Regions from separate parts of the Homo sapiens genome. Here region 1 is linked to region 2. Evidence: read pairs that join two places in POLR2A ChIA-PET (ENCODE). Cell type or tissue: Panc1. All regions are shown on one strand. Links, peaks and the distances in the headings refer to the core of each region. The heading gives the core; the rest is flanking DNA.

What was found. Peaks named below come from ENCODE experiments on the same cell type or tissue, not always from the same donor. Only the 100,000 strongest peaks of a DNase experiment are listed, where the experiment ranks them.
Region 1: POLR2A ChIA-PET joins it to region 2 with 11 read pairs; 1 of 35 experiments calls an interaction of 5 or more read pairs at or near these places.

The regions. Positions count from the first base shown.
Region 1 is chr20:29,077,720-29,082,819 of GRCh38, forward strand. It overlaps the pseudogene FRG1DP. Among named protein-coding and RNA genes, the nearest start is that of FAM242B, 470 kb to the right of the region's middle. In Panc1, for the core only: a CTCF peak has its summit at 2,406; a DNase peak (open chromatin) is centred at 2,472; H3K4me3 peaks cover 1,352 bases; H3K27ac peaks cover 446 bases.
Region 2 is chr20:28,599,885-28,604,984 of GRCh38, forward strand. It overlaps the pseudogene FRG1CP. Among named protein-coding and RNA genes, the nearest start is that of FAM242B, 950 kb to the right of the region's middle. RefSeq lists enhancers at 2,625-2,684, 2,885-3,024 and a silencer at 3,235-3,294. In Panc1, for the core only: a CTCF peak has its summit at 3,060 (motif pointing left); a DNase peak (open chromatin) is centred at 2,967; H3K4me3 peaks cover 2,194 bases; H3K27ac peaks cover 2,432 bases.

The DNA.
Region 1 (5,100 bases), core at 772-4,771, 480 kb after region 2:
TATATAATTTTTCTCAGAGTGTTCTTACACATCTTTAACTGTAAATATGACAAAAGCACACAGTATAGTGCATGTGCCACATGTATAAATGTTGTATCTAGTCATACAATTTTCCTTTTAAAAAAGAAATATTTCATTTTCAAAAAGCAAAGACTCTAGGAATCTTTTCTAGCTGCCAGTCATAAAAACATAAATTCCTGGTTACATTCCCAAATTTGCCTGACCATAAGAACCACTTGTGGTACTTCTCAAACACATGTATTCTGAGTCCCATCCGTGATCTCCTGAATCAGAATCAGCAGGTGAGAGGCCTGGGAATACACATTTTAAACAAACGTCCACAGTGATTACGATTAGGCAAGCTTGAAAAAAATTTCACTAGGATCTTTATGACTGAATATCCTCACAAACATAGGAAAGTTACTGGGGAAAAATATGAGCAGAATTTCAGAATTCTCCCTTTGCTGAAAGTGTTTGTTCCCTCCGCCTCTACTCATCAAGACTTGACTGCTTATGTAACTCCCCCAAACCACCAACACCTGGAAGGAGTTGAAAATGATTTTAATGAAGAAGAAAAGCTGATGTTTAATTTCAAAATTGATGGTGACAATAGAAGGAAGAGGCATTAATTTATCTTGATTCTAACACAAAGCATTGTATTTGAGTCTACAAACTAAATTGGTTTCATTTTTATTTTTTGTAAGTTTTCACCAAACTCTAGGCATATATAGAGGCTGGGCAAGAAAGAAAGAAACCCAGAAATATGGCATATGTGATCCCTTATTTATTTCCCCATGAGACCAGCCAACAGCTTCTTCACCTAGTCCCTGCTTCAAGCTGACTTTCTGTCTACTTCTCTATCGGAAATGGAGCTTCCCTAAAGACTACCTCAATGTCGGTTACCCACAGGCCATTTTTCCATCTTGTGCTCCTAAACTTCTATGATATTAAATGATATTACCCTTTCTGGAAATTGTCCTTAACTTTGATTTTATAATTTTACTCTAACTTTGTTTCATTCCTTCTTTTATAGCCTTTCTTTTCTCTATCCCTTTACTGCAGACATGTTGTATGGCTTTGTTCTTGACCTTCTGATCTCTCTACGTTCATTCCCAACAGGATGTATCCATTTTCTTCGCGTCGCGCTTCCTAACTATCTGATTATTACCACCATATAACGATGTTGGTGATGAGCATAGCTAACATATCCTAGGCATTTTCCATGTAGGTTATAATAAGCACCCTATATAATTCGTACCATTTAATTCTTCAACCCTAAATGATACTATTACTAACCACATTGTATGAGATGAGGAAACTGAGATTTTCATCAAAACCATGGAAAGCCAACGTGAGGAGCCCCTGTGTGTCTCCTTTGTTAATGCCTCTGAGCATCATGGCATGTGGATTGCGGTGGAATGGGGATTAGGAAGCGCAGCACTGTGAAAACACCAGAAAATATGATAGCAGGTAAGGACGCTCATCTCTGCACATTGAGATGGTTTTGTTTCTGAGTCAGGTTTGAGATGAGTCAATCCTGACTCCATGGTGCCATCAGGGATCAGGAATTTAGTAAGATCTTCATGGATGCTTGGAACCCAACTGGTTTCTGTTTTCTACTTTAGGGAAAGAGCCACAACTTGAGTGGGGTGGTTTTGGTGTCACATACGCTATCAATAATACCCACCGTTTTGGTGTCACATACGCGATTATTAATACCCACCGCTGCGGAGGAATCACCGTGGACTACTCCTCGTTTCATCCCATGCTCTTGCGATGGATCCCTGTCACCTGTTTACTGATTTCATTCAAATTATTCAGCGACCACAGGACCCCGATTTGCCTTCTCTATCTTGGTTCCCATCACTCTGCTTTACAGGCCTGGCCTGCTCGTGGCTCCTCACACCAGCGCTGCACGTCTCCCTTCTTGCCTCTGCCCTGTTTCCTCCAGCAGACAGGACTAGCTTCCTCCATCTCTATGGGGCAAAAGCCTGCCCAGCGTTCAAGACCCTCCTCAGATGCCGCCTCCACGATTAGGCTTCTTCCTGACCCCTGAGCCTGTAACACGCGCCACCATAACTCTCCACCTTAGCCCACATTCCCACAGCACTCGCGACATCCGCGGCCCTAAACATGGAGCTTCATTCTATTTTAGGGTATTTCCTGCTTGTTTCCTGCACACACAGTCGCGTGAGGCACAGCCCCGAGTGACCCGCGCTTCCAGACTCGCCGCCACAGGCCGGCGAGGGCAACCTGAGCCGCTTCCCGCCTCCGCGGGGACCGTCGCCAGCCCGCAGCTCTAGCGGGAGGCGGTTCCACAGCGAGCCCAGCAGTCCCGCCACCGTCAGCACCAGTGCCTCAGGCGGGCTTTCCCCACCTCTGGGATGCACAAATCCTCAGGGGCTCCTTGAGAGGGAGCCAGGGAGCAGATGCGTGCGGACACCTTTCGGCCCTCTGCGGCCGCTGTAGCTCCTTGGCAGAAACCCGGAAGTGGAAATCTCAGCCACTCAGCGTTTGGGTGAAGACGAAGGCGGGTTTTGGATAGACGGACGCTGTCAGGGAGTGTTTACTTCGCCTCCACTTCTTTTCCTCCCCGCCCTGGTGCCGCTCCAGGTCACATACTCGTCCTGAGCTGGCTTCAGCCTCTCCACGTAGAAGTCTCCCGGAGCCATGGCCGAGTACTCTTTTGTGAAGTCTACCAAGCTTGTGCTCAAGGGAACCAAGGCGAAGAGCTGGGTCCTGCAGCTCCAGCGGGAGCCTCCTCAGTTCTTTTCGGATTCACTCCACGCCCGCGAATCCGGTGGAAGCCGTGGTGCGGAGAGCCGGCTTCGTGGCCTCCCAGGTTTCGCCCTGACCCTGTCTGGGCTGGACAGAGGCCGGGCCGCGGTTCGTGGCGCCTGTGCAGAGAGGGGCAGCCTCCCGCGTGGACGACACTGGAAACAGGATAGATGGGCGGGTGACCCGTAGCCCCGTACCCATGAGTTTGGGTCCGCTGAGGCATCTCTCCCGGCCTCTGCCTGGTGGGTCTGCGTTTGTCTGATCTTGTAGTTCATGATAATAACTTCCTTTACTAGGGATTATTCTTTTCTCCATTGTCTCTTCCTGGAAAAATTATTGATTATTTTTTTCTAAGCTAGTATGTAGAGTGAAACCAGGATGAATCACACAGTGGTTGAGGTGTATATAGGCTTTGATAGGGATATGGGCTGGAACCTGCACTCCGTCATTTACTAATTTTGTAATTTGTGGCAAATTGGTTAATATGTCTGAACTTCCATTTACTCATTAAGAGATCAAGTATCTTTAAACCTCCGTTTACACATTTATACTTTCAGACCATTTTTTATACCTTTAGAAGACTGTGAGGATTAAATTAGAGAACGTATATGCAGTAAATAAATTGAGCCAAATGTGAGGAGGAGGTCGTAGTGGTAATTTATTAGCTCTTTAGGAGAAAAATACCTGTGCATTCATATCCCCGCTTCTTTTTTAACTGGCAGATTTGCCTGAGGTTGACTGTACATACAAATATTGAGCATTTCCTTCTGGTCTCCGTGATAAACAGAGGTTTTGATATTGTTAGGCGAGATGGAAAGAAAGTGTCAAGGAGTGAGCTGAAGCCACTGCCCTTGAGAACCCTCTCGAGGAGTCTGGCCTCATGAAGATGCCAGAATAAATGGCAGGTATATCCTGAATGAATGTGAGATTTTTACTCTGTGAATTTCCTGTGAGGAGTGGTGAGTTATCTTCTGAAAACTTTATGATGAAAATGGAGACAAGAGTGTCTTAAGATTATCGTAATAATCATAATTAATGCTTATATAGCACTTTCAATGCGCCAGGAAATTGTTGTAGGCACTTTGCACATTAACTTTTTTCAAATCGCTCTTGGGTTTTTATTTTTTTATAGCGATGTAATTCATAATTATAAAATTCACCCTTTTGTACAGTCAGTGGTTTTTAGTACATATTCAAGAGGTTCACCACTGTCTAGTTGCTCAGCATTTTCATCATCTCAGAAGGAAATCTCTTCCTACCCATTAAAGCAATCACAACCCATCCTCCTTCTCTCCTAGTCCTTGGCAACCACTAGTCTCCTATCTATGTGAAATTGCCTATTCTGAATATTTCCTAAGAAATCATGCAACATGTGACCTTTTGTATCTGGCTTCTTTCACTTATAACATTCTTGAGGTCCATCATTGTTGTAGCGCTTGTTCCTTTTTATGGCTGTGTAGTATTCCATTGTATGGATGTAACATTTTGTTCATCCATTCATCAGTTGATGAACATTTAGGTTGTTTCCCCTTTTTGACTATTGTGACTAATGCTAGTGTGAATATTCTTATGTAAGTATTTTTGTGGGTGTATGTTTTCATTTCCCTTGGGTATACATACTTAGGAGTAAAATTGCTGGGTCATATGGTAACTCTTTAACTTTTTGAGGAACCCCAAACTGTTTCCTGTAGATGCTGCACCACTTTACATTTCCACCAGCAATGCGTGAAGATACATATTACCTCTTAATCCTCACAATAGCCTTAAGAGTTAAGTTATTATCCTAATTTATTAAGTGGGGAAACTGACTCCCAGAGAGATTCAGTACTTTTTACAAAAATCACAGAGCTAAGAAGTGACAGAATCAGGATTTAAAATCTGGCAGTGCGGCTCTACAATCTGCTTTGAACTTTAGCATAATATGTACAAAGCCTGAAGCAACTTCTCAGTACTGTATTTAAGAGGGCATAGCAATGTAAGTCTTCCTAAATCAATAATTTATAAGTGAAACAGCTTAAAAGACTTCCAAGTTTCAATCTTACGATATTTATTTATCACACAAATCAATATACCTAAACTCATCTGTATAAATAATGTCCTGTAGTAAGAAGAAAAAGAGGAAAGATAAGAAGAGAAGAAGATGAAGAAACCCAGTGTGATATGTTGGTGAGTCAGTTTTCAGTGCTTTATTCTGAAAAAAGTTAACATTTCTTGAGATCTCATTGAAAATATTTTCCTAGTTAGAAATTTATGATGTATTCATATTTGTCTTAAAGTGCTTAAATATTACCTACAGTTGTAAATTCCATTTATTCTTTAGCA
Region 2 (5,100 bases), core at 725-4,724:
GCTGGTTAAGTGTGTTTGGGTCAATTTATTTCCAGTATCATTTACAGGCTACCCTGATATTGTATTTAAAATTTTCATTCATTTCAGAGTTCACAAAATAATGATTTTTCCTGTGAAGATACTTCGTTTAAGAGACAACTGACTTCTACAACTAAAATGTATACATGTTCAAAGAAAATAACTTGTAAAATATATTTGGTTGAATAACATTTACATTAAGCCTTTAAAATTATGTATCAGAATCTCCGGCTATTAAGCAGTCTAATGGTGCCTACTAAGTCAGAGAGTTGTAATTCTTCTCTCCTGTGCTCTGTTCTGATAATGAAGTAAAGGCATCAGTAGCATCTACTGTGCTAAAGAATAAATGGAATTTGCAACTGTAGGTAATATTTAAGCACTTTAAGACAAATATGAATACATCATAAATTTCTAACTAGGAAAATATTTTCAATGAGATCTCAAGAAATGTTAACTTTTTTCAGAATAAAGCATTGAAAACTGACTCACCAACATATCAAGCTGGGTTTCTTCATCTTCTTCTCTTTTTCTTTTCTTATCTTTGTTCTTTTTCTTCTTACTACAGGACATAATTTATATAGATGAGTTTAGGTATATTGATTTGTGTGATAAATAAATATCATAAGATTGAAACTTGGAAGTCTTTTAAGCTGTTTCATTTATAAATTATTGATTTAGGAAGACTTACATTGCTATGCTCTCTTAAATACAGCGCTGAGAATTTGCTTCAGGCTTTGTACATATTATGTTAAAGTTCAAAGCAGATTGTAGAGCCACACTTCCAGATTTTAAATCCTGATTCTGTCACTTCTTAGCTCTGCAATTTTTGGAAAAAGTACTGAATCTCTCTGTGAGTCAGTTTCCCCACTTAAAAAGTTAGGATAATAACTTAACTCTTAAGGCTATTGTGAGGATTAAGAGGTAATATGTATCTTCACACATTGCTGGTGGAAATGTAAAATGGTGCAGCATCTACAGGAAACAGTTTGGCGTTCCTCAAAAAGTTAAAGAGTTACCATATGACCCAGCAATTTTACTCCTAAGTATGTATACCCAAGGGAAATGAAAACTTACTCCCACAAAAATACTTACATAAGAATATTCACACTAGCATTAGTCACAATAGTCAAAAAGGGGAAACAACCTAAATGTTCATCAACTGATGAATGGATGAACAAAATGTTACATCCATACAATGGAATACTACGCAGCCATAAAAAGGAACAAGTGCTACAACAATGATGGACCTCAAGAATGTTATAAGTGAAAGAAGCCAGATACAAAAGGCCACATGTTGCATGATTTCTTAGGAAATATTCAGAATAGGCAATTTCACATAGATAGCAGACTAGTGGTTGCCAAGGACTAGGAGAGGGGGAGGATGGGATGTGACTGCTCTAATGGGTAGGAAGAGATTTCCTTCTGAGATGACGAAAACACTGAGAAACTAGACAGTGGTGAACCTCTTGAATATATACTAAAAACCACTGTACAAAAGGGTGAATTTTATAATTATGAATGACATCGTAATAAAAAAATAAAAAACCAAGAGCGACTTGAAAAAAGTTAATGTGCAAAGTGCCTACAAATATTTCTTGGCACACTGAAAGTGCTATACAAGCATTAATTATGATTATTACGATAATCTTAAGACACTCTTGTCTGCATTATCATCATAAAGTTTTCAGAAGATAACTCACCACTCCTCACAGGAAATTCACAGAGTAAAAATCTCACATTCATTCAGGATATACCTGCCACTTATTCTGGCATCCTCATGAGCCCAGACTCCTCGAGAGGGTTCTCAAGGGCAGTGGCTTCAGCTCACTCCTTGATACTTTCTTTCCATCTCGCCTAAAAATATCAAAACCTCTGTTTATCACGGAGACCAGGAGGAAATGCTCAATATTTGTATGTACAGTCAACCTCGGGCAAATCTGCCAGTTAAAAAAGAAGCGGGGATATGAGTGCACAGGTATTTTTCTCCTAAAGAGCTAATAAATTACCACTACGACCTCCTCCTGACATTTGGCTCAATTTATTTACTGCATATATGTTCTCTCATTTAATCCTCACAGTATTCTAAAGGTATAAAAAATGGTCTGAAAGTATAAATGTGTAAACGGAGGTTCAAAGATATTTGATCTCTTAATGAGTAAATGGAAGTTCAGACATATTAATCAATTTGCCACAAATTACAAAATTAGTAAATGACAGAGTGCAGGTTCCAACCCATATCCCTATCAAAGCCCATATACACCTCAACCACTGTGTGATTCATCCTGATTTCACTCTACATATTAGCTTAGAAAAAATTAATCAATAACTTTTCCAGGAAGAGACAATGGAGAAAAGAATAATCCCTAATAAAGGAAGTTATCATCATGAGCTACAAGATCAGACTAACGCAGACTCACCAGGCAGAGGCCTGGAGAGATGCCTCAGGGGACCCAAACTCGTGGGTACGGGGCCACGGGTCACCCGCCCGTCTATCCTGTTTCCAGGGTCGTCCGCGCGGGAGGCTGCCCCTCTCTGCACAGGCGCCAGGAACCGCTATCTGGCCTCCATCCAGCCCGGACAGGCGCCAGGGCGAAGCCTGGGATGCCACAAAGCCAGCTCTCCGCGGCACGACTTCCACCGGATTCGCGGGGGTGGAGTGCGTCCGAAAAGAACTGAGAAGGCTCCCGCCAGAGCTGCAGGACCCACCTCTTCGCCTTGGTTCCCTTGAACACGAGCTTGGTAGTCTTCACATAGGAGTACTCGACTCTCAGAAGTCGGCTCCGGGAGACTTCTGCGCGGAGAGGCTGAAGCCGGCTCAGGACGAGTATGTGACCCGGAGCAGCACCAGGGCGGGGAGGAACAGAAGTGGAGGCAAAGTAAACATTCCCTGACTGGGTACGTCTGTCCAGAACCCGCCTTCATCTTGACCCAAACGCTGAATGGCTGAGATTTCCACTTCCGAGTTTCTGCTGGGGAGCTACGGCGGCCTCAGAGGGCCGAAAGGTGCCGCAGGCAGCTGCTCCCTGGCTCCCTCTCGAGGAGCCCCTGAGGATTCGTGCCTCCCCGAGGGGAGTAAAGTCCGCCCGAGGCGCCGGTACTGGCGGTGGCGGGGCTGCCGGGCGCGCTGTGAAACGGCCTACCGCTAGAGCTGCGGGCTGGCGACGGTCCCCGCGGGGGCGGGAAGCGGCTTAGGCTGCCTTCGTTGGCCTGCGGCGGCGCGGCTGGAAGCGCGGGCCACTCGTGCGCGGGTCACTCGGGGCTGTGCCTCGTGCGACTGTGTGTGTAGGCAACAAGCAGGAAATACCCTAAAATAGAATGAAGCACCATGTTGAGGGCCGCGGACGTCGCGAGTGCTGTGGGAATGTGGGCTGAGGTGGAGAGTTATGGTGGCGCGTGTTACAAGCTCAGGGGTCAGGAAGAAGGCTAATCGTGGAGGCGGCATCTGTGGAGGGTCTTGAACGCTGGGCAGGCTTTTGCCCGATAGAGATAGAGGAAGCTAGTCCTGTCTGATGGAGGAAACAGGGCGGAGGCGTGGAGGGAGCCGCAAGCAGGCCAGGCCTGTAAAGCAGAGTGATGGGAACCAGGATAGAGAAGGCAAGTCGGGGTCCTGTTTTCGCTGAAGAATTTGAATGAAATCAGTAAACAGGTGAGAGGGATCCATCGCAAGAGCATGGGATGAAACGAGGAGTAGTCCACGGTGATTCCTCTGCAGCGGTGGGTATTATTCATCGCGTATGTGACACCAAAACGGTGGGTATTATTGATCGCGTATGTGACACCAAAACCACCCCACTCCACTCAAGCTGTGGCTCTTTCCCTAAAGTAGAAAACAGAGACCAGTTGGGTTCCAAGCATCCACGAAGATCTTATTAAATTCGTGATCCCTGGTGGTACCATGGAGTCAGGATTGGCTCATCTCAAACCTGACTCAGAAACAAAACCATCTCAATGTGCAGAGATGAGCGGCCTTACCCGCTATCATAACATATTTACTGGTGTTATCACAGTGCTGCACTTCCTAATCCCCATTCCAGGGCAATCCACATGCCATGATGTCCAGAGGCATTAACAAAGGAGACACACAGGGGCTCCTCACGTTTGCTTTCCGCGGTTTTGATGAAAATCTCAGTTTCCTCACCTCATACAATGTGGTTAGTAATAGTACCATTTAGGGTGGAAGAATTAAATGGTAAGAATTATATAGGGTGCTTATTATAACCTACATGGAAAATGCCTAGGATATGTTAGCTATGCTCATCACCAACATCGTTATATGATGGTAATAATCAGATAGTCAGGAAGGCCGACACCAAGAAAATGGATACTTGCTCTGAGGGAATGAATATGGAGAGATCAGAAGGTCAAGAACAAAGCCGTACAACATGTCTGCAGTAAAGGGATAGAGAAAAGAAAGGCTATAAAAGAAGGAGTGAAACAGAGTTAGAGTAAAAGTATAAAATCAAAGCTAAGGAGAATTTCTAGAAAGGGTAATATCATTTAATATCATAGAAGTTTAGGAGCACAAGATGGAAAAAAGGCCGGTGGGTAACTGACATTGAGGCAGTCTTTAGGGAAGCTCCATTTCCGATAGAGAAGTAGACAGAAAGTCAGCTTGAAGCAGGGACTAGGTGAAGAAGCTGTTGGCTGGTCGCATGGGGAAATAAATAAGGGATGGCTTATGCCATATTTCTGGATTTCTTTCTTTCTTGCGCAGCCTCTATATATGCATAGAGTTTGGCAAAAACTTACAAAAAATAAAAATGAAACCAATTTCATTTGTAGACTCAAATACAATGCTTTGTGTTAGAATCAAGATAAATTCATGTCTCTCCCTTCTATTGTCACAGTCAGTTTTGAAATTAAACATCAGCTTTTCTTCCTCATTAAAATCATTTTCAACTCCTCCCAGGTGTTGATGGTTTGGGGGAGTTACATAAACAGTCAGGTCTTGATGAGTAGAGGAGGAGGGAACAAACACTTTCAGCAAGGGCAGAATTCTGAAATTCTGCTCATATTTTTCTCCAGTAACTTTCCTATGTTTGTGAGGTTATTCAGTCATAAAGATCCTAGTGACATTTTTTT